Linked DNA regions of Homo sapiens: regions 2, 3, 4, 5 and 6 are each linked to region 1. A link is a loop called in an ENCODE intact Hi-C map of the cell type or tissue named here. Cell type or tissue: mammary epithelial cell. All regions are shown on one strand. Region 1 has its middle 55 kb from the start of ADGRF1. Region 2 has its middle 130 kb from the start of ADGRF1. Region 3 overlaps TNFRSF21 (TNF receptor superfamily member 21). Region 4 has its middle 83 kb from the start of TNFRSF21. Region 5 has its middle 120 kb from the start of TNFRSF21. Region 6 overlaps TNFRSF21 (TNF receptor superfamily member 21).

Region 1 (4,000 bases):
GCATCCCTGAACTAGTATTGTGAGAGATAATAAATAATTCTTGTGTTAAGCCACTATGTTGAGCATCATTTGTTATACAGCAAGAGATAATTAATACAAAACTTATTCTAAGGTGCCAAGATTGAATGGAAGAGACTACAGTCTCCTGAACCCAATGAGTTTGAATCTCTTCAGTCTGAGTAACAGATTCCGATGAATGCTGCACAATTTTGCCCAATACCACACCAGTAATTCTTAGAAAATCTTTTCCTATAATTGACATTGAATTTTGGGGTACTCATCAAGTCCTAATTTTTGTCTTTAAGAAACTTGGGATCATTCTAAGGAACAAGCCTGCCAAGCACTGCCTCTGAGCATGATCTTACAGATGTACTGAGTTTCACATTGTTCTTAAATTCTATAGATGATACACCAGCTTTATGTTTAGCCATGCTTAGTATCTGAGAAGGGTTGAAGGCTGCTGGAAGGATGTACATTAGCTCCCTGGCATTTCTGGCTTGCTATGTGCATGGCCACAAAGGGTTTCTCTCTCCACAAAAAGCCAGAAAACAAATGGACACAGACGCTGACAGTTGCAAACTAAACCAACAAGCTCAGAAACGGTAAGACTTGAGGGGATACCGGGGGGTGCACCAACATCTGTTTCAGTTACCACATCCAGGCCTCAGGCACAGGAAGAGGGCAAAGATCTAGTCATCAACATTGTGGCTACAGCACGGTGACTGAGACTTAGGAACAAAATCAAAGCCCAGTTTTCCAAACAGATGATGAATTCAAGCCAGATTAGCAGCAAAGTGTTCCTAGACTTGATGGTTTTTCTGAGCTTCCTAAATTACTTTTGCTTGGAAGAAAAAGAAGAAGGCTTAGAGTCTGGGAATCCTCCTGCTTCTGTCCGCCCTGACCACAGGCACAAGATCCCCCAGGCACACCCTGGTGGATTGTGCTGCCACTTCATTTCCTTGCTGCTGACTCTGACCTCAGCTCTTAATATGGAATGTCCTATAGAAGCTACTCGGGAGGCTGAGGCAGGAGAATCTCTTGACCTAGGAGGCGGAGGTTGCAGTGAGCCGTGATCATGCCACTGCATTTCAGGCTGGGTGACAGAGCGAGGCTCCTTTTCAAAAATAAAAGAAGAAATGACAGGTTGGTTGTTTAGAAATAAACCCAACCAAAGGCTCAAAGAGGACCAGAGGATAGAATTCCCCTTCTTAAGGAAATTAGTGAAGTTAAAGTTGAACCCAGCACAAAGTAGGTGGTAAAAAAATGTTAGGCCATTTTCTCCCAGCCCCTGCCGCCACTGACTTGGGGCTGCAGGGCAGAAACAGAGCCACAGAGCCATTCTGCATCTGCTCTCTAAGCTCTCCTGTAACTTTTATCTTAATAAAGAAAACACAGACAGTCAATTTGAGTCCTCCAGTGTGTATTTGTACTGCCTTTCCATTGGGAAATTCTCCCCACTGTTGAAGGGTTGTTGCTGAGGCCCCGTTGGACTGAGACAGTTAAACAGGATGGAACATGCAGGAAGGACGGCGGGGAACAAATCAGCATCATGAGGATGAATTCGAGGAACCAACTGGTTTCTTCATCACTTGCCCAGTGGTTCCATGACATTTCACACTCAAGGTCACATAAGGAAAAATATTTCCTCCAAAGTCCCCTAGACTTTGTCTTTAATGTACTTTGAGGCAAGCACTTACATGAGAAGGAACAGGAGCAGAAAACTCTTTGTCCTTTTATTCTCATGCTTTTGGCTTCTCTGACTTCAACCTGCAGAGGGCACTGATCCTCAAAGAACCGGAAGACCTAGGCCTGGCATTGCAGAAGGCCAGCTGTTCACCCTGCAGGGAGGGGAAATCCTGAGCAGTTCTCTGCGAATAATTTATATGATGGAATTTAACCAGAGACCTTATGAGCATTTATAAATGGAGTCTTTTCCCCCATATATTATAAGGAAGCTCCCAAACCATGGCTCATGCTGTTCATTCCTTCCCTTTAGAGATGTTTTCCCCACCATCCTATCATTAGCACTATGCCTCTAATAGACTTTCTCTGGAAACTAACCCAATATTTCCTGGTTACGTTCAGTATCTGAGTAACATCAGAAAGCTGAGAGAAATCTGGGACCCAGGAGCCAGTCCAGAGATTTTCAAGGTCATCGGGAGGTGATGCTACATGTTACCAAACACGGACATGAGTTTACAGACTAAAAACCTGATTTGACATCCCACCTCTGTTTCTTATGACCTTGGGCAAGTTATACAACCACACTGCAAGCTTACCTGTAAATGGAAATTATAATTAATCTTGTAATATTGTGGCATGTCATCATTTCATTTGGGTATGTAAAAAGGTAGCATTGTACCTAGCACAAAATAAGTGCTTTGTAAAGCTAGTTCTTTTTTTTGCCATCCTTCTCTCTATCTTTAATGATACTATACAGGATGGCATGATTTCTAGGCGAAACTTTCTAAAGAAGTTTCACCACTTTCTTGAATTCAATATTTGCCCCCCTAAAAAATAAATTTTTTTCATTTGTCTGGCATTCCCTCAAACAACAAGGAAGAGTAAAGGCCACTTCAGAGTCAGAAAGTTAGCTAACCAAGAAGCCCTAGGGCTCTCTTCACTCTTGTAACTCTGATTCCTACAGAATTGCGGGGAGTGGGTAGAGTCTCCAGGCCAGATCAGTCTATGGGGGATGAGTGTGGAAACTAAACTTAGCAGGAAACTCTCCTATAATGTGAGATCCCCCAACCCCATGCCTACTTCAAGTGCCTAATGTATTTCAAGGATGATACAAAGAGCCAAGCTTCATAATGAATCAAGAAAGTTCAGAAACAAATCTCAAGTAAATGTGCCCTCTTCGTATCCCGAGATGCTCCCCAATGAGTCACTGAGCTAATCTCATGGAGCAGGTCCAGTTCTAAATCTTGAGATTGCTAGATCCTTGCCCTCAATTATCTTTCTGTCTAACAAGGGAGACAAGGAATAAACAAGCAATTACAACATAGTGAAATAAGCACGGTGCATTTTGAGCCAAGTGTCAGATGTCTAGGACTAAAATTGTAAGAGATGGGGATCTGGGCTATGTTGAAGACGGCTTACATCCTTCATCACTTGCCGTATTTGGATGCCAAGATGACTTGTGGTGTTGCAATTCCCTGCCTGTCTTATCATGCAACTTCTGTGCCGCAACTTATTTGTAGTAAGCAAGGGCTAGAAATTAAGCTTAGGATAACACAGGGATAGATGTAACCAGAACCTGAATCATAGAATAATGTGAAGAAAAAATAGTTTAATCTTTTTTTCAATGTGGCTTTAGAATTTCTGAGGCTGCCGTACTAAATCGGAGGTATTTTTAAAACCTGGCATTTATCAATCATCCCAGTTTGCCTGGAACTGTCCCAGTTCTAGCACTGAAATGTTCATGTCCTGGGAAATTGCTCAGTCCAGAACAAATAGAACAGTTGGTCATCCTAGCTCTGTTCTGGGCATAGAAGCACCAGCAGAGCACAGAGAAAATGTACCATCCTAGTGCTAAGGCCTGAATCAAGAATGTCTAAAATCATAAACACTCGATCTACAAGGCCCACGTTGCTTTCTGAGTATGAATGGGAAGATATGTAATATTTAACAAATACATTGGTAAGTCATGAATGAATACGAAACTACAAGAGTACAAGAAATTGTGTTTTTTTGTTCTTGACAAAATTGCCTGGAACATAGGCTCCCAAGTTTCCAAGAGTGAGTGGAATTTACGTTTTCCTTGGTAGGCTTAACAAGAGAGCAAAAAGGCTAATAGCATAGGCATTGAGAGAAGACAGATCTAGCTTCAAATCATGGCTTTATTGCTTACATGCTGTGTGACCCAAGGTAAATTTCTCAATCTTTCTTTACATTAATTTGCTTTTCTTTAAAATAATAACACCTACTTTGAAATGTTGTTCTACAAATTCAAATAAAATTATCACAATGTATGGAATATAATGAGTACTCAAGAAAT
Region 2 (4,000 bases), 70 kb after region 1:
ATGTTGTGTTTAAGAGGAGGCAATGAAGAAAATTGCAAAGATGCCAAGCTTGTATTCCGATATCAATGAGTTGTTTCATGTAATTTGGTACCAACTAGCTCCAGGCTTCATGTTAGATGAGATAATTAAATGTTCATTTATGGCTAAAGCAACTGCTGGTTGTGGTTTCTGTGACTTGCAACCCAAAGATATTCCTAATCAATGCCATTGGCTGACATCATCATGTTATTAGTAGAGTTGGGCTTGAATGTAAATCTATTTGGCTCCAAAGTCCCTCTTTCTTTTTTCCTTAATTTTTTATTATTTGAGAAAGGGTCTCACTCTGTTGCCCAGGCTGGAGTGCAGTGGCACAATCTTGGCTTACTGCAAATTCCATCCCCTGTCTCAAGAAACCCTCCCATCTCACCTTCCTGAGTAGCTGGGACTACAGGTACCCTTTTTTTTTTTTTAAGTAGAAACAAAATTTCACCATGTTTTCTAGGTTGGACTCAAACTCCTGAGCTCAAGCAATCCGCCCGCCTAGCTTCTCAAAGTGCTGAGATTATAGGCATGAGCCACCCCACTCAGCCACCCCAAAGTCCCTCTTTCTATTATATTGTGCTACCTTCCTTCCTCTTTAAACAGTCAGTGATCAATTCCCTTAAAATACTTTTAAGTTTTTTAAGGGGAGAGTCCAGGTCCTGTGTAATACCACCTTGTTTCTATAAGACCATTAAGATCATTTTTAATTTTTCTCTGGTCTTCCGGACTACTAAGCATATTACCTTATTTAGTACCATTATCAAATTTAGTTAATGCCATTTTTACTTTTCTCCACTTATTCATAATGATAGAGAACAGAATTGTCTCCAAGTCAACCTCAAAGAAATACCATTTGAGTTTGAACTTCCCTTCTCCCCATCCTTGCACCCCCAGCATGCCTCCCTCTGAGCTGTCTGTGCATCTGGCTAGCCCTAATACTAGTGATTCTTGCCACCCACTCTGCTGCAGCTGGCAAGGACCAGAGGGCCTGGATGCTCTCTTTTTGCTTCACGAACCTCTAAAGAGTACTCAGGCTGGAAACTGCTCCATCTATTCTACTAGTTGGCTTAATTTTACCAATCACCTAAAAAATCACATAGCAAGTTAAGAAGTTTTGCTGCTTATACAACCTGAATTCCTACAGTAAAAAGAATAAGGCTAGTACTAACTGCAGTAAGCTTTTAATATCCCATACAATATATCATCCTTCCTTAGGAAAGACTTGACTGCTAAGCAACATGATTATGATGTTATCACTTTCAGAAAAATTGGGGTAGAGAAGGCCCTCCAAAATGGTGTTTCATTCCAAATCAATAGGTTTCTTGATCCCAAACCACAGAAATGGACCTTGATAAACTTAAGCAAAAAAAGAAGTTCAGTAATAAGTCCTGGATAGCTCACAGAATAAAATATAGTATTGAACACTCAGAAGGATGGGAAGGGAACAGCTTTGGGAATCTTGGTAACTGGGACTAATCCATAGGCCCTGCTGGTCACTACCATTGGAATGACACAAAGCCACAAAGATCATTCATTCTAAGCAGATCACATGGAATAGGGAAAGAAGAGTTTCCCCAAGAAAAGTGGGACTCTTTTCAAAAGATAGAGGGAGGAATACTCAGTGCACTAGTGTGCGTGAGTGTGCACGTATGTGTGTTGTGAATGAAGAGAGGAAAAATCCATTGACTGAAACTCTTTATGTTGCAGGCCAAAAGGAATCACAGGAGCAGAATTTGCATCTAAATGAAGGCAACAAGGAGACCATAGAAAGGTGTTACTTCCCAGACTTTACCAGCTACTAGCTGTCATGAAACATCTAAAAAACTGTTTTGAAAGTTAGGAAGTTTTGTCATTTGGAGAGTGCTAGATGTCCTGGAGAATGGGAGATGAGGTTACATAAAACTGAAATGTGCCTAGAATACTGACTACAATCAGCTTGAAATTTCCCCAAGGAAGCCCATGAGCTGTAAGCGTCTACAGATCTGGTACTGACATGCACAATTTGGCCATGCCCAGCCTGGCAGGCATCAGGGCAGCCTCAGAACCTACTCCCTAGTACCCTCTGATGACTACCTCCAGCAAAATGCACTTGACTCACCGTCTTCTGCACTGGGGAGCTCAAATTATCTCTGTGGGGGAGGTGGAGGCCTTGCCAGACTATCCACATTGCTTAACTTCTTAGTCAGTGCTGGAGAGGTTTTATGTTACAAAGGGTAATGAAACTTAGCCTGAGGGCCCAGAATGGTACTACAGTGTACATTTTGTCATTGGGTAGCTTCTTTAGCTTTGTATAATCAGAATTTTCCCCTTTCCTTTATGTAACTGTTTAAAGCAGAAATCAGAGTCCCTGGCTCCTAAGTTAATGGCAAGGAGGGGAAATGGAGGCAGTGAGGAACACTACCTGTGGCAGTAGTCATTGTCGTCACTTCCTGCCCCTGTCACCAACATTTCTGCAAGTGGCACAACCATCTGTCCATTCAAGACTGGCTATATCATTTGTACAAACCAGCGCAACATGAAAATGTGGCACTTCTTATTCAAAACTTATCATGAATTTCAAGACTGCAACAGCAGAGCGTAAAACCAACTGTGGACCACCCTGAGTTCAAGACCTAAGTAAATGCTTAGGTTGCATTCCCATGAAGCCAGCCCTGTGGCCATTACTCCCAGCCCACTCTTAAATTTCCAGCATTTAAACTATTTATGGAGCCTAAGAGTTATTCTTTTCTCTCTTCCCGATCTCTCCCAGGGCTGTGTCTATTCACAAGTTTCATATGGAGGTATCAAAGTAAAGAGAATGTAGTAGAGAGAAGAAAATACTTCTGTTAGTCAGGGTTCTCCAGAGAAACAGAACCAACAGGATGTACATGTATAAAGAGTTATACTATAAGTCATTGGTTCATATGGGTATGGAGACTGAGAACTCCCACAATCTACAGTCAACAAGTTGTAAACCCAGGAGAGCCAATGGTATTATTTTGGCTCAAGTCTAAAGGCTTGAGAACCAAGAGAGCTAGTGGTACAAATTCCAGTCCAAGTCCTAGTCCAATAACTGTGTCTAGACTGAAGGCAAGAGAAGATCAATGTCCCAGCTCAAAGACAGGCAAGGAGAGCAAAGTCTTCCTTACTCCATCTTTTTGTTCTATTCAAGCCTCCAATGGGTGGGATGAGGTCCACCCATCCTGGGGAAGGCAATCTGCTTCCCTCAGTCTACTGATTCAAATGTTACCCTCATCCAGAAACACCCTCACAGACACACATCCAGAATAACATTTAATTAAGTACCTGGGCATCCCCTTACCCAGTCACGTTGATACATAATACTAACCATCAGAATGCTTTTCTCTCTTTCCTCTGCCCATCACTAGAATTCCCATGGTCGTTTTATTCCCTCCAATAGAAGATGAAAACTAGGCCTGGCTTTCAAGATAACAAAGAAGCCTAGGAATAAAATCTGCCTATGCACACTTGCCTCCAGCCTGTCCTCCTTACTCGGAAGTTGGCAGGTTGATTCATGGTCTATACTCCACTAGAAACTTCCTTCTATTCTGTGCTGGGCATCAACCCCTCATGATTCAGAGTTGTGTTTTCTTGGCTTCCCTGAGCCTAACTACTTGGTACAGCTAATCCAGCAGAAAATCTCAGTAGACCATTCTACACTTCTTCACACCCATTGCGTAACTATTTCCATAGAAACTTCCTGATAACAAAACTAAACTATTTTTTCTTTTTTTGGTCATTTCATCCATTTGTGATACTGGGGCTAGAGCTAACAAGTCAAACAGGAGGAGCCATGATAGGTCACTGGAGACATTTGGGAGCACACAGGGAGTCAGGACTTGCCTGTACTTGCTAGAGGGGTAGGGTTGCTTCCACTAAGATATCTTGGCTGCATCTGCTTGGTGGGGAGGAAAGAGTTTGGTTTTGGAGTAACCCCTGCCTAAATCATTGCTAACTCACTCTGTGGCTTTGGACACTT
Region 3 (4,000 bases), 140 kb after region 1:
GCCCCATTTTACAGATGAGGAAACTGAGGCTCTAAGAGGTAATAACTTGCCCCAAGCCATAGAACCAGGATTCAAGACCAGGTCTGTCTAGTTTCAAAGTTACCCTCTTTGCTGCCATGTCACTTCCCTGTCTGGACCCCACAGCATTTAGAGAAAATTGACAAACCCTGTAAACTGATTACAAGCGATCACATGACCACAGGGCATTGCCCGAGCCCCTCCGCTAGAGTGAAGTGGGTAGAGGTTGAGATCTGCAAGTACCTGGGACTCAATGGCAGACTTACACTCCAGCTGGATGACTGCGCTAAGATAAATATGAGAGATTCTGTGAATACCAGATACCTCAACTGTAGCCAATAACTTTGTTTTCTATTGAAAATATTTCAGATCCCAACAGACAAGTGGCTGGTTAAAAAAACAAACAAACAAATTCAATTTCTACTAAAGGTTTATCTCAAAGGAATTCTAGTCGCGAATAAATATAAAATTACAACTATTTAAGAATTATGATATTATCTCAAGCCTGTTTCCCCTGCTCTCCCAGCTGCCCACATAATCAAAATCAAATTAGATTTCAAGACCTTCTATAGGCCTATACAGGCATATAAGATGGGCTCTGGGAGGAAAAAAAGGCATATTTTCTTTGCCAGAAAAGTATTTCTTGATATCTGAATCTATGTGGTCTTTAGAGAAGAGGAATTCAGATAATAAGAAATGCTTTCTTATTCAAATCTATGTGGTTCCAGGATTTCAGATATAAATAAGGGTTCATATAATGAGGTTACCAGCCTCATCACAAAACAATTTATCTGAATCTATTCAATTCCTAAGTTCGGACACTGTAAAATACTTGTATATAATGATTTCTCCCTTAAAAAATAAAAACAAATACATCACCCTAAAAAAAAAGTTTCAGATGATGAGAGACAATGATTTTAAAATTATTCTTCTGAGTGTGAATTCTTGTTCAATTCAATCCAGAGTAAGGGGTCTTGGCAAGCAGAACCCAAATGTACCCAATTTTTTTTTTGCAAACAAAAATCTTAAGAGGCAAATGGAAAAATGCTGATTTCTAAATGCTTGAAAGAAGGATTATCAGTTATAAGAAATTTAGAGAAAGTCTTCGAAATGGGAATATGGACTGGAAACGTATACATACATAGATAAAGCAAATATGCCAAAATGTGAATAACAATTGAATCTAGATGGTAGATTTATTATTTGTTGTAATGTGCTTCCAAATTTTCTTTGCTTCGTAAGTCTTCTCTTAAAACATTATTTTAAAAAATTAAAGAGAAGGGCCAAGAGTCAAGTAACTTTAAGAGAAAAATTCCCCAAACTTTTCCTGGGCTTCTAATTGTTGAGTTAAAACCTCTTGTTTTCTTTCCTTCTTTCTTCTTCTCCTGCACAGCCCAGACTTTAGTACATGAAGCAAGGAGGTGCTTCCATTGCATAAGTAGGGAACAGCACCAACACTTAAATCTAAATTGTCAATTGCCAAGTGGACAGCGAGGGCCATCTGCTGTCTAGAGCTCCCTGGGATCACTGGATGTCATGGGATGGAAGAAAGAACAGGAGCACAACACCAAGATGTTCTGCTCAGCTTCCTTGGGAACCCCCAAGCCAGACCACAGAGATGGCATAGGTGAGTGAACCTTAAGCTGGGAGCCAATGCAGAGCCTGCAGAACAAACTCACCCACCATCAGGGGAATCTCAGGATTAACCTGGCCAAAAAAATGCCAAAACCACTGGGGAATTATTTTAAAAAACACTCCCACTCACCCCAGATCTGTTCAAGCACAGAATAATGAAAAGGTTTTGTTTCAACTGCAACCTTACTTAAGGCCTATGAAGTTAGACTAGGTTAGCTGGTCACGGTGGGTTTCTCGCTTAAATACCCCAAACTCAAATCAAGGTAGTTGGCTATAATTTTCTGTATATACCTCGTCTTAGAATTCTCATCATTTCTAAGAGTTAATTTCAAAATTGAGCCCCAAAGTCTATAAATCCACCCCCATTTAAGTCAAAGTGTCAATAGCCAATCCTTGCCCTAAGCAAGAGAGCTGTGCCTTTCCTGTATGTACAGGAGAAAAGCCACAACAAATAGTGCTGCACAAAGCTGCCAAAGCTGGTAAGAACCAGCTGGCTCCGGAGGGAGGGAAAAGGGGGGGCAGCCCCGCCCCGCTACCGGCACGGGTGTCTGCAGGCTGTCCAGGCTGCTGACATCAACGGTAGTGGTGTTGCAGCCCTGAGCTGACTCACTGATTAGCTTTCTCAAAAAGAGGAAGTGAGGACAGTGAATAAGTGGGTTCTCTTGGTTCAGAGCTGGAGCCCACTCACGTTTGAAAATATTGCCAAGACTTTTAAGAGCTCAGCACCATCGGAACATGAGGAGATCATGCTCCATTGGAAATTCCTTAGGTTTCCCTAAACTTCTATTGGAAAATCTTTCCCACAAAAAAGCCTTTCGATAATTCTATCCATGAGAAAAAGTTTCGCAAACCTTTTTAAAGCTTGCCATAAGACACTGTGGAGGATGGAAAGTAATTTCGTAGGAAACTCAAGACCTTGAAGTAAGAAGGCTTAAGTTCATCTTTATGACTCGGGCTTTTTGAACTCATCAAATCTGATTAAATTAGCATTGCATAATAAGTCCATTAATTAGATTCATGCCATTAGAATTACAATGCATATGGTCTACAAGTCTAAGTTAACCTTTGACCTTAACCTCTGACTTCCAAGTCTCGGCAACTCAGTTTCCCTCCGTGGTGGTAACTACTGTTACCAAGTCACAATATACTCTTCCAGAGATAGAGACAGTCTATACTTATACCAATAAATAAGTATATATGTTCTCCACCCCCCTTATTTTTTAAAACAATTTTTAACATCTATGTATATACTGTGTGTGTGTGTATATATATGTATATATTTTTGCAATATGGTGGCACAATGTACATACTGTTGTTTTTTTGGTTTTGTTTTTTTCGTGTCTCCCAGGCTGGAGTGCAGTGGTGCAATCTCGGCTCACTGCAGCCTCCATATCCTGTATTCAATTGATTTTCGTGCCTTAGCCTCCTGACTAGCTGGGATTACAGGCATGCACCACCAGGCCCAGATGATTTTTGTAGTTTTAGTAGAGATGGGGTTTCACCATGTTGGCCAGGCTGTTCTCAAACTCCTAACTTCAAGTGATCTGCCCACCTTGGCCTCCCAAAGTGCTGAGATTATAGGTGTGAGCCACTGTGCCCCATCCTACATACTATTCTTCACCTGGCCTTTTTTCGTTTAACCCTTCTTGAGGTTAGCACATGAAGAGCTGACTCACTTCTTCTGACAAGTGCATGCTGTTCCATTGTACAGATGTTCAATAACTTAGATAACCAGTCCTCTAGTGAAGGGCATTTGTAGATCTCCTCACTCTTTTGCTATTACACATGACACTACAATGAATATATGTGTACTTGCATCATTCTGAATGCATGTGAACATGTGTAAGATATCTTCCTAGATGTGGAATTATAGGTCTCCATGCCAGCCTGAGAGGTTAAAAATCTGCATGTTTAAAAAGTCTTCAGGCTGGGCGCGGTGGCTCACACCTGTAATCCCAGCACTTCGGGAGGCCGAGGCGGGCGGATCACAAGGTCAGGAGATAGAGACCATCCTGGCTAACACGGTGAAACCCCATCTCTACTAAAAAATACAAAAAAAATTAGCCAGGCGTGGTGGCGGGGACCTGTATTCCCAGCTACTCGGGAGGCAGAGGCAGGAGAATGGCGTGAACCCGGGAGGGGGAGCTTGCAGTGACCCGAGATGGCGCCACTGCACGCCAGCCTGGGCGACACAGCAAGACTCCGTCTCAAAAAAAAAAAAAAAAAAAAGGCTTCAGTATTTCCTTCTCTGTGAACTGTCTTGTTCACAAGACTGCACATTTTTTTTCTTAATTTGTAAAAACTCCTTATTTTTCAAGAAACTGAACCCTATGTTTCAAACAATTTC
Region 4 (4,000 bases), 130 kb after region 1:
TTCAGTTGAGTCCAGGTGAGAGGCTCTAGGAAAACAGGAATCAGATCCACTTTATTTGCCATTTTGTCTCCAGGATTTACCACCATGCCTGGCTCACTCATCTCTGTAACAAGCCTTCCTGGTTATACCCTTTACTAGCTGTGTGACTTTAGGAAAGTCGCTGTCTCTCTTCGCCTCAGATTCCTCATTAGTAGAATGGAAATAACAGACCCCACATAATAAGATTCAGGTTAAGATTGAAGAGTGAATAATGTCAAGTGCATTGAATACTTTATAGGAAGAGTCTTTCCATGAGGGGACATATATCCTTTCTACCCTCTGAGTATGTGATATGCACAAAGGAGTAGCATGACTGGGCCTCACGTCTTGTCTTGTAATGATAGTAAACAATAAGCCTGGGAAATGGTGGAACAACCAATTTATAAATGATTCAAAATCCTTGCTTATAAAATCATGTCTACTGTATACCTGTATTTTTCCTTTTGTTTTCTTCCCCTTTTCATCTTCCTTCCTCAAGCTTTGAAATGCATGGAACTGCAACTGTCAGCCCTTTGTTTTTGATGCAATTTTCTTTAAAATTAATAAGAAAGAAGGTTTACAGTAGGGATCTTGCAATATTTTTCCTTGATTCATATTTAGTTTCTGGCTTTCCTAATATTCTCTTCATATTACTATCACTTCACTCGGATACATTTGATGATGTTCATAAATCTGTTTCTCTTTCTAAGTTGTGAATTCTTGAAGCCAGGACCATGCATTCATTTATTTATTCAACATTGCAGTGACAGAACACCTACCATGTTCCAGGCATGGGTCTAGATGCTGAGAATACAGCAGTGAACTAATGCCTTGTTCTCATTGGTAGTTACAATCTTGTATCAAATTCTTCTTTGTACTTCTAGCTTCTAACATAGTGCCTGGTAGTTGCTCAAATATTTCATGGATAGATGAGTGGAGTGATGAAATGAATGTTTCTGTGGGTGAGTGCACTGTATTTAAACAGCAACAACAACAAAAAAAAAAACAATGCTGTGAAATTGGCTGTTCGAAGTTTCTGGAAGCAGTGAGAAACAATTGTCATAGGATTCTTGGAAATGAGCTGCCTTTCTGCCTTCTCCTTCCCCATGAGATTCCCTGTTTGGCATGTTGCTGTGGATAAAGCAGTAGATGAGTGACAATGAGACAGTGCCAGTGCAGAACAGAAGTATCTCCTTTGGAGAGATGAACTGCTGAAGGATCCTTAAGAAATCTTTGATATTTTTCCTCACAGAGACATTGATTATGAGAGATGTCTTTTTTTTTTTTTTTTAGACAGAGTTTCACACTTGTTGTCCAGGCTGGAGTGCAATGGCATGATCTAGGCTCACCGCAACCTCCTACCTCCCAGGTTCAAGCGATTCTCCCACCTCAGCCTCCCAAGTAGCTGGGATTACAGGCATGAGCCACCAGGCCCAGCTAATTTTGTATTTTTAGTAGAGAGAAGGTTTTTCCATGTTGGTCACCTCAGGTGATGCACCTGCCTCGGCCTCCCAAAGCGCTGGGATTACAGGCATGAGCCACTGTGCCCGGCCTGATTATGAGAGATTTCTGTGCTAAGAAATATAAAAAGATGTTTTGGCCAGAAATTAGCTACTCTGCCCCATCTCCCTAAATTTCGAACTTTGAATTCTCTCCATTTGAACTTTGTATTACTTTTGTGTTTGTGATCTAAGCCCAAGAAAAGGATGTCAAATTCTCATAAAGAGGTTGTGGAGGGATGGGGAAGGTGGCCACTTCTCCTGGAGAGCAGGGCAAGAGGCTGATTCCCTTTGCAGATTTTAGCAAAACGCTCCTCACAAAGCTATTGCTAGCATTTTAAGTCTAGAGCATATGACTCTTACCATCAAGTGCACATTTCCTGGATGCCATAGAAACATTCTACAGTTTTTATTTACAACTTTTTGAATTCAATAATATATACAAATGATGTACTACTCAAAATGCTCAAAAGAACAAATCATGACAAGAACGTGTCCTTCTTTGCCTCCTACCTCCTTGCTAGCCCATTTTTCTTCCTAGAGGCGCCCATTGGCATGTTTCTTATGAATCCTGGCAAGCTATTCTATGAATATCTATATTGGAAATCCGAGACTCCAAAATCCAAATGTGTTTCATGTAAACAGCTACTTCAAAGTCCAGTACGATAAAAGCCTTTTTAAAACTCAATCCTTACTCAGATGAGTGGATCTCATTTTCTACTTACTTTCAAGAAAGGTAGTAAGAAAAGAAGCAAAAAGAGATAGATTGGAATCATAAAAGAGTGCTGACAGGTGCTAGGGTGACCAGGCTCCACCACTAACTAGCAGATGTGAGTCTAGCTCCCCTACCAGAAAACCGCAGGGTTCTCCAGGTGATGTCCGAAGCTCCTTCCAAGGTAAGGACCTCAGTTCTGCTCAACAAGAGATCACATCTTTTTTCTTAAGTCAAAGACCAGCATAGGTACCTGTTACATCTGCAGTATTGTACGAGATTGCTGCTCCAAATGGGGCAGTCTGAGACTCTAACATAGTCAGGGCAGTTTTATCACTCATTATATCTCACTGTATCTCTTTGAAAATTGGCATTCTATCAAATATAAATATAGTAACTTAAATCAGAATAACATCATTTCCCAAATATTCTTGACTAATAATACCCTATACATTATGCTAAAAACCATGAAGAATTGATTACTGTACTTGCAGGTAGGTTCATCCATGCAATTGAGCTTTAAGGTGTTGCCTCATTAGTGCTTGGTGTGTATCAATTCTTAGCATAATCACATAAATCTTACTGTAAGGTTATGGGTCCTAAAGCAAACATGCAGAGTCAAGTAGGACTGGCTATAGCAAAATCACTTTTCAATTACAGATCTTCAGGTTAACTCCCTGGAAGGTTTGTTCATCAGATCTTGGGTGAGGCTTGAGAAAGTCTCTGTTCCTAAGCTTTAAATACATCGTTCTCCAAGCTGACTATACACTGGGATCTCCTGGAGAGCTTTAAAAAATGCTGCTCAATCCCATTACTGGGTATATGCCCAAAGGAATATAAACCATTCTACCATAAAGACACATGCATGCATATGTTCATTGCAGCACTACTCACAGTAGCAAAGACATGGAATCAACTAAATGTCCACGTATGGTAAACTGGATAAAGAAAATGTGGTACATACGGAATGTGGTACCATGGAATACTATACAGCCATAAAAAAGGATGAGATCATGTCCTTTGCAGGAACACGGATGGAGCTGGAGGCCATCATCCTTTGTAAACTAATGCAGGAACAGAAAGCCAAACACTGCATGTTCTCACTTATAAGTGGAAGTTAAATGATGAGAACACATGGACACAAAGAGGGGAACAAGACATTGGGGCCTATTTGAGGTTGGATGGTGGCCAGGGGAGAGCATCAGAAAAAAATAACTATTAGATACTAGGCTTAGTATAATATTTGGGTGACAAAATAATCTGTACAATAAACTCCTGTGACAAGTTTACACACACACACACACACACACACACACACACACATATATATACATACAACCTGCACATGGACCCCTGAACCTAAAGTAAACCTTTTTTTAAAGCTTCCCCCCAAATAAAAAAAAATTTAAAATTTAAAATTTAAAAAAAAGTGCTGCTGCCTGAGTCCTATCTCCTGTGATTCTGACATTGTTGATCTTGCATATGGCCTGGGCATTGGGTCTCTCAAAGTTTTCCCGCTGATTTCAATGTGTAGTCAGAATTAAGACCCACTACTGTAGAATTTGCCCAAGATTGTCTGGTTCTAGAAATCTCGTTGGGTCATCAGAATTTGTTTACTTCTCTCACATGGAAGTGGTATAATCTCCCATATTAGTGCTACCCTTTGCATGAAACTGAGGCATAATTGGCCTGTTTCAGGCTACCCAGTGTTATCTCATGACCGGGAGCATCCACATCACCCAGGAGCTTGTTAGAAATGCAGCCTCAGGCT
Region 5 (4,000 bases), 91 kb after region 1:
GCCAGACACAAACATTAGCCCGAGATGAGGACATACTGTTGGTTTGGGGAACAGGAAGAAAAATCAAACAAGTTAAGGACTCTCTCCAAAGGAGGTCTGGGATCCGTCTTGAATTTGTATGCTCCAAACTCTGTATAGTTAGGTCATTTATGTAATTCTTACTGCCTGTAGCAGAGTAGTTGCTGCTCTGATCTGAATGTATTTCATAATTTCCAAAAGTAATAGCTAACAGCTATGAAGCACTTTCTGTAAGCCAGACATTGTGCTAAGCCCTTTATATGCATAAAGAGAATAACTCTATGGAATAAGTACACTCTTCTTCCTATTTTACAAATGAGAATGCTTTGAAAGGTAGTTAACTTGCTAAGCCTCACAAACTTAGTCTTGTGGTAGGAATATGACACATCCAGGTCCATCTGATTCCAACACTGAGGCTCTCAGAACTGTGCTGTGTGCCCATACCTACTGGTATGAAAATCCCTTTATTAATTAACAAGGATTTGCCCAGCAAGTGCTTTGAGGAAGAAACATCAGGGCTGCAAGATGAATGAGACAAGGTTCCTACTGTCACATAATGTTCAGTACCACAAAGGAGCCAGATAAATGCTCACCATTTATTAAAAAGAGTCACGTATGAAGAGTTGCCAGACACAAAACACAAGGTGCTCGGTTAAATTTCAATTTCACATAAGTGACAAATTTGCTTAAGTATTTCCTATGCGATATTTGGGCCATACTTAAACAAATGTATTTGTTTGACAAGAAGTTGAAATTTGACTGGGTGTCCTTATTTTATCTGGTGTATTTTACCTGGTATTTTATCTGGTGACTCTATCATGTAATTGGTTTTATGACAGAGATTTAAAGTAGAAACGCAGAAGTGAGAGCCCTGGAAACAAAATCAAGGTATGAGAAATGGCAAACAGGTATGAGAAACGGCAAACAGATGGGATGCCAAGCTAACTCAGAAGAAAAGGAGATTGTACCTAGTTGTGTAGTTAGGAAGGGCTACAAGGTAGTATTTGAGCTTGACCTTAAATGTGAATAGGGTTTGTTCGTATGTGAAAGGGCAGAGATGACGTTCCAGGCCAAGAGAACAATGTGAGCAAGCGTGTGGAGGTGGGGAAAGCAAAGTTATAACTCAATAATGAATTGAGATTGTTTAGAACCTGAGTTTTTCTGAGTCCAGAGTCCATAACTATTACATCTCATGAGTTAGAGAAGAATGAGGTCTTCAGAAGGTAAACACCAGCAATAGCAGTTGATTGGAAACAGATTGTGCAGGGACTAGAATACCAGGCTGAAGCCTATAGGCTTAGTTAAAAATAACTCAGTATGAGGGAACACATAACATTTCGAGATCATTTTATGTCCAAGTCATAGCTAACAGAGAGACTCCAGCAGCCTTTGGAAGTGAGAATGAAGAGAGCAGCCAGAACCCCAAAGCAGGTCAGTTAGCCAGATGCTGCCCCCACCACCCCTGGGCCCACATCTGCGAGGATGTCCCACAGTGTAGCTTGGTGTAGTGGAACCAAGAAGGCCTATGGCATTTTATTGGCCAAAGATGCATTTGGCTTCAGCTAGATGTCTGTATCCAAGGAACAATATCCACCTTATACTTGTTTTTACTAAAAAAAAAAAAAAAAAGAAAGAAAGAAAAAAGAAAGAAAAAAAGAAAAAAAAAGTGCAAAGTGCATCTCCCTTGTAAGTCAGAGAAAAAAAAGGAAAACCCTTTAACAAACTTACTCATGATTGTGCTGACCCTTAAAAATGCTTTCCTGATGAGTAATTGGGTAGAGAGAATAGTCATTCTAGCCTTATCTTGGTTGCAAAAATGTGTCCTTTCACCCAGTTGTTTTACCTGCAGAGGGTGGAGTGTGAGCAGACTTTGGAGTAAGGGCGGGAGGGGTTGGGGCAGGTAAAGTGGACAAACATGTGTTGTCTGCTTGTTACCAGTGACTCATTTGAGAGCACCTGGTTTCTTGGGGCTACACTTTCATGTAGTTTCTCATCCTGAAGAGCAACTTGCCACATAGGCATTCACCCAGTTACTCATCCAGCTGAAGCTCTGGAGACAGGCAAAGAATTAACCAATTAATAACCATACCCAAGATCTCAATATTGAAGAGCTTTGTGAATTATGTGCATTGGGGGCAGGAGAGTCCTTTAGGAAAATCAGCTCCTCACAGGCAATATGTTGACTGAAACCTTTCCCAGCCAGAAAAAGAACAGCAGTGGCCACCAACATAACCAAAAGCAGCTGTTATTTGCAAAGATATGCCGAATGTTCAAAGGTACGTATTATCCAGTGTCCGCTTAGGCCAAGAACTACAAGATCAACAAAATTGATAGACCGCTAGCAAGACTAATAAAGAAGAAAAGAGAGAAGAATCAAATAGATGCAATAAAAAATCATAAAGGGGATATCACCACCGATCCCACAGATATACAAACTACCATCAGAGAATACTACAAAAACCTCTACGCAAATAAACGGGAAAATCTAGAAGAAATGGATAGATTCCTGGACACATACACCCTCCCAAGACTAAACCAGGAAGAAGTTGAATCTCTGAATAGACCAATAACAGGCTCTGAAATTGTGGCAATAATCAATAGCATACCAACCAAAAAGAGTCCAGGACCAGATGGATTCACAGCAGAATTCTACCAGAGGTACAAGGAGGAGCTGGTACCATTCCTTCTGAAACTATTCCAATCAATAGAAAAAGAGGGAAACCTCCCTAACTCATTTTATGAGGCCAGTATCGTCCAGATACCAAAGCCTGGCAGAGACACAACAAAAAAAGAGAATTTTAGACCAATCTCCTTGACCAACATTGATGCAAAAATCCTCAGTAAAATACTGGCAAACCGAATCCAGCAGCACATCAAAAAGTTTATCCACCAAAATCAAGTGGGCTTCATCCCTGGGATGCAAGGCTGGTTCAAAATACACAAATCAATAAATGTAATCCAGCATATAAACAGAACCAAAGACAAAAACCACATGATTATCTCAATAGATGCAGAAAAGGCCTTTGACAAAATTCAACAATGCTTCATGCTAAAAACTCTCAATAAATTAGGTATTAATGGGACGTATCTCAAAATAATAAGAACTATCTATGACAAACCCACAGCCAATATCATACTGAATGGGCAAAAACTGGAAGCATTCCCTTTGAAAACTGGCACAAGACAGGGATGCCCTCTCTCACCACTCCTATTCAACATAGTGTTGGAAGTTCTGGCCAGGGCAATTAGACAGGAGAAGGAAATAAAAGGTATTCAATAAGGAAAAGAGGAAGTCAAATTGTCCCTGTTTGCAGATGACATGATTGTATATCTAGAAAACCCCATTGTCTCAGCCCAAAATCTCCTTAAGCTGATAAGCAACCTTAGCAAAATCTCAGGATACAAAATCAATGCACAAAAATCACAAGCATTCTTATACACCAGTAACAGACAAACAGAGAGCCAAATCATGAGTGAACTCCCATTCACAATTGCTTCAAAGAGAATAAAATACCTAGGAATCCAACTTACGAGGGACGTGAAGGACCTCTTCAAGGAGAACTACAAACCACTGCTCAGTGAAATAAAAGAGGATGCAAACAAATGGAAGAACATTCCATGCTCATGGGTAGGAAGAATCAATATCTTGAAAATGGCCCTACTGCCCAAGATAATTTATGGATTCAATGCCATCCCCATCAAGCTACCAATGACTTTCTTCACAGAATTGGAAAAAATTACTTTAAAGTTCATATGGAACCAAAAAAGAGCCCACATCGCCAAGTCAATCCTAAGCCAAAAGAACAAAGCTGGAGGCATCATGCTACCTGACTTCAAACTATACTACAAGGCTACAGTAACCAAAACAGCATGGTACTGGTACCAAAACAGAGATATAGATCAATGGAACACAACAGAGCCCTCAGAAATAATGCCGCATATCTACAACTATCTGATCTTTGACAAACCTGACAAAAACAAG
Region 6 (4,000 bases), 160 kb after region 1:
CCAAAAATTCAAAATCCAAAACTTTTTGAGCACCAACATAATGCCACAAGTGGAAAATTCCACACATGAGTACTTAACACAAACTTTGCTTCATGCATACACTTTTTCTAATTTTGTATAAAATTACCTTCAGGCTATGTATGTAAGGTATATGTGAAACATAAATGAATTTCATGTTTAGATTTGGGACCTATCCCCAAACTATCTTATTATGTATATGCAAATATTCCAAAGTCTGAAAAAATCCAAAATCTAAAACACTTCCAGTCCCAAGCATATCAGATAAAGGATACTCAACCTGTAATAAGAACTGGCAGCCAAAAATCCATGTTCATTGGCTATTAAAATTAGAGTTAGAGCTGGATCCAAAACGCTGCTAGACATTGATGTATATTGTTGAAATGTGAAATCAAAAATTTAATATTGCCTTCTCAGCCTCCATCATAACTCAAAGGCTATAGCAGAACCAACGAGAAAGTTGTAGAGTGCTTTGACATTACTGTTCTCAAAAAATAAACAACAAAAAATAGCTACTATTAGAATCTTTTGGTATTATAGAAGAGATAAGGGGAAGGAAATAATTAAGGTGTACAAGAGTTTGGCACTTAGGAAGAAGCTGCTTTGTTCTCTCATTCGTTGACCTAATGATTTTATTATGAATCACTCTTTTTGACATGCACTCTCACCTTCTTATTTTTCCATGGGCCCACCACAGGTTTGGGTTAACCAAATCCTAACCTTGCATCAGTCATATGTTATCTTTCTTTTAGGCATCATCAAGGACATTAGGCGACTTATTCTCACGTATCTAAATCCTTCTTTGAGCCTTAGGCTTGTCTTCCAGCTCTCTCCTTAAAGCCAGTCTCTAAGAATGCGTGGCAATGCTTTGCCTCTAAACTCCCTGTATTCAAACTGCCGCCATTTTACTTAATTGGAGGGTTAACATCTCCCTCACTTTCCCCCAAATCCAGCTACTTAAAGCCTAGTTTTACTTGTGAATAATATTTCACACCTAAATTATTTCTTAGAAAGTCATAAGACACTGGTGTATGCCTCTGAATGTTTATCACTTGGGTCTATTAATAAGTATTTTTTTCTGAAATTCCACACTTCAAAGAAGTTAAAAATATGCCAGAGCTTTAAAAGACCACCTTCAAAGTCAATTAGCACCTATAAATTGTTATTATCCAGTTACTTGGATAAAAGATTCACCTGATAAATGATTACATCAATTGTCAAGAATTACTGCGCTATCAGTATAAAAAGATAAAAGCATTTGGACTTCTTAAGTACATAAAGTATACTTAAACGTAAGTATAAAGTATGCAAAATGAAATACTTTGATACACAAAATGTGATATAGAATGATAGTAAACTGAATTGATGTCATAAAAAATCTCTACCTAGCTCTTTTAGGTAACAAATTTGGACCACTGGAATAATAACACAGACCGGCCCTTTAAATCTTAAGTGGGTTTTATCTAGTCTTAGTGGCAGCATTTTCTTTACTTTGGGAATATGTTCTGAAACCTGAATTGAAGTCTGTGGAAAATATGATTCAATATCCAAATCTGAACTTTATTCATGGCCTTTCAGGGAAGTACATACAATTAAAGAAAGGCTAAGTAAAATGAGTTACATCATGGTCGTAACTACCACTTGTAGAACACTTTCAATGAGTCAGGCATTTTATATGCTTTATTTCTCATCTTAATCTTATATAGCAGACTTGAAAATGTGAATAACAGAGGCAAGGAAAGTTGAAGTAACTTACCCTTCATCACCTAAGCTAATATGTACCAGAGCCAGGATTCAAATCCAGCGCTGTCTGGCTCCAAAGCCAGGGCTTATTAGCTATAAAGAAATCACACTCCTGGGTCCCCTCAGTTCCCATCTGATGTGCTCCACGGAACAACCCAAGGAGGAGAATCAGTTCTGTCATCAACTGCCGCTAGCACCACCTGCATCCTCAGGAGGCAAGAATGCTGCCTTCATAAGCCACATCACAAAAACACCCTCTGGAGGAGAGGCGGTGTAGTAAAAAGTATTTTTTCTTGGTTTTGTTCAAAGTGTGTCATGCAAAATGGATTGTAAATGGAGTAACAAAGAGAGCTTTTACAAATACCGATTCACGCTCTGCCCCCTGGAGATTCTGATGTGACTGGTCTGCAGGTAGGGTCTGAGCATCAGTATTTTTTTTTAAAGTTTTCTAGATGATTCTAATAGACGGCCACTGAGAACCCCCGTCCTAGAAGGTAGGGTGTGTGTGTGTGTGTGCAGGCGTATGCGTGTGTGTGTGTGTGTGCCTATCCACCGAATATGTTATTTTTCTTTGTTCCCATACAACTGATAAAATTTGAAGCATAGGGGCAATAGGTCGGTGGTAATGACACACAACAAGGGCTCCATTACCTGGGTGGTGTCTTCCATCAGCCCACGAATCTTCTCCACAACATCGTTTCTCCGGTGCTGGCGCAGGGCGCTAATTAGCTGGGCGAGGCTGGCCTCGGGGCCCCGGATGGTCCAGTGCTGCAGAGCTGCGTAGGCCCGCTCGTGGTCGGCTGTGTACCCATTGGAGAAAGCAGCAACCTCCCTCTCACTGGCATTGCAAAGAAACTGATAGATATCTTTCCACTGGCTTCCCACTTGGGCTGCTACAAGCTTCAGGATATCGATACCTACACCAGAGAAAAAATAAAAAACAAATGAGGGCTTGTAAGGGAAGCTTCTTACATAAGGCAGCTCTGCTTTAATGAATGAACTAGAAGAGGCACGCTTTCCTATCGCTGTATGTCAAAGGAATGCATTGCCTCCCTTAAGCACTTGGCACAAGCAGCTCATCTTGTGGACTAGCTGGTACCCTCATACAAATTTCACTTCCTGAGTGTGGAACCAGAAGAAGGAATGATCATGGAATTATAATAAATCAGACCCAAAAAGATGTTTCGAAAGCCAAACCCAAATAAGGTATTCACGGTGATTCCTCTGTTACTATAGTAATACACCCTTGTTGAAGGAGAGGGGTGGATAAGTTCCAAGATCCCCAGTGGATGCCTTGAAGCCATGGATGGTACAGAGCCCTATACATACTACGCATGAATTTCTTTTTCCTTCTTCACAATGTATGGATAGAAGATTCCTTCTTCTTGTAGATCTTAGCAACCTCAGCATACAATTGACTTTTCTTATTAAGTGGGGAACTTTCATGTTTTCACTTAAAGGAAGCACTTTATGGCCGCTGGCATATCCAAATTATCAGCATCACTCCTCTCGAGCTTTGGGCCAATATTAAGTAAAATAAGGGTGACTTGAACACAGGCACTGTGGTACCAGTACTGAGACAGTCAATCTGATAACCTAGACGGCTACTAAGTGACTCACAGGCAGGTGAGGTCTCCAGCATGGATATGGTGGACAAAGGGATGATTCCCTTCCCCAGCAGGACAGAGCAGGATGGTACGGGAATGTGAGATTTGATCGCATTACTCAGAATAGTGCATAATCTAAAACTTATGAATTGTTTATTTCTGGAATTTCCCATTTAGTATTTTCGGACCACAGTGGACCACAGGCAACTGAAACCTTGGAAAGCTAAACTGTGGATAAGGGAGGACTACTGTACTAAATACAATAGTAACCAAGTAAGTTAGAGGCTCCCATCTAAAAACATGGTGACTTCATGACATTTAGAAAAAGGGAAGCTGCAAATTAAAACTGTAATGGACTTTACCCAGAACTGTCTAGGTAAAAGGTTTTCAAATTCTGGGAATGGTGTCCTTTATATCAACTAACAGTGTGCCCAGCTGTTCCAGGCCAATAGAAGCATTCCTGAAGAACACCTAAGTTGTGCTCAAATTCATGTTCAACAAGCAATTTTCTAATTCATTATTCAGTCTTCCAACTTGGCTTGCATAGTTATAATGAAGACAGCAGCCAAAATGACTGTATAATAACAATAGCTATTATCTTCCAGGTATTATGTTAAGGCATTAGCTCACTG

Evidence for each region. Hi-C counts contacts between places; a loop is a spot of excess contacts. Peaks named below come from ENCODE experiments on the same cell type or tissue, not always from the same donor. Only the 100,000 strongest peaks of a DNase experiment are listed, where the experiment ranks them.
Region 2: it touches region 1 in a loop (6-fold over the local background); 7 of 110 quality-filtered maps call a loop at or near these places.
Region 3: a loop joins it to region 1, with 4 times the contacts of the local background. A loop is called at or near these places in 45 of 110 quality-filtered maps.
Region 4: a loop joins it to region 1, with 3 times the contacts of the local background. A loop is called at or near these places in 5 of 110 quality-filtered maps.
Region 5: a loop joins it to region 1, with 3 times the contacts of the local background. A loop is called at or near these places in 8 of 110 quality-filtered maps.
Region 6: a loop joins it to region 1, with 6 times the contacts of the local background. A loop is called at or near these places in 42 of 110 quality-filtered maps.

What each region holds. Positions count from the first base shown.
Region 1 is chr6:47,095,760-47,099,759 of GRCh38, forward strand. No RefSeq gene overlaps it. Among named protein-coding and RNA genes, the nearest start is that of ADGRF1, 55 kb to the left of the region's middle. In mammary epithelial cell, a CTCF peak has its summit at 1,765 (motif pointing right); DNase peaks (open chromatin) are centred at 1,782 and 3,132; H3K27ac peaks cover 950 bases.
Region 2 is chr6:47,166,255-47,170,254 of GRCh38, forward strand. No RefSeq gene overlaps it. Among named protein-coding and RNA genes, the nearest start is that of ADGRF1, 130 kb to the left of the region's middle. In mammary epithelial cell, no CTCF peak of the experiment used is centred here; DNase peaks (open chromatin) are centred at 2,137 and 3,807; H3K27ac peaks cover 3,183 bases.
Region 3 is chr6:47,240,462-47,244,461 of GRCh38, forward strand. All of the region lies in intron 4 of TNFRSF21 (TNF receptor superfamily member 21), which reads right to left. Among named protein-coding and RNA genes, the nearest start is that of TNFRSF21, 67 kb to the right of the region's middle. RefSeq lists enhancers at 2,000-2,129, 2,350-2,579. In mammary epithelial cell, no CTCF peak of the experiment used is centred here; a DNase peak (open chromatin) is centred at 2,180; H3K27ac peaks cover 1,496 bases.
Region 4 is chr6:47,225,055-47,229,054 of GRCh38, forward strand. No RefSeq gene overlaps it. Among named protein-coding and RNA genes, the nearest start is that of TNFRSF21, 83 kb to the right of the region's middle. In mammary epithelial cell, no CTCF peak of the experiment used is centred here; no DNase peak of the experiment used is centred here.
Region 5 is chr6:47,186,871-47,190,870 of GRCh38, forward strand. No RefSeq gene overlaps it. Among named protein-coding and RNA genes, the nearest start is that of TNFRSF21, 120 kb to the right of the region's middle. In mammary epithelial cell, a CTCF peak has its summit at 1,853 (motif pointing right); a DNase peak (open chromatin) is centred at 1,921; H3K27ac peaks cover 1,263 bases.
Region 6 is chr6:47,250,844-47,254,843 of GRCh38, forward strand. It overlaps TNFRSF21 (TNF receptor superfamily member 21), which reads right to left. Exons shown (of 6, transcript NM_014452.5): 4 at 2,413-2,678. Among named protein-coding and RNA genes, the nearest start is that of TNFRSF21, 57 kb to the right of the region's middle. In mammary epithelial cell, a CTCF peak has its summit at 2,010; no DNase peak of the experiment used is centred here.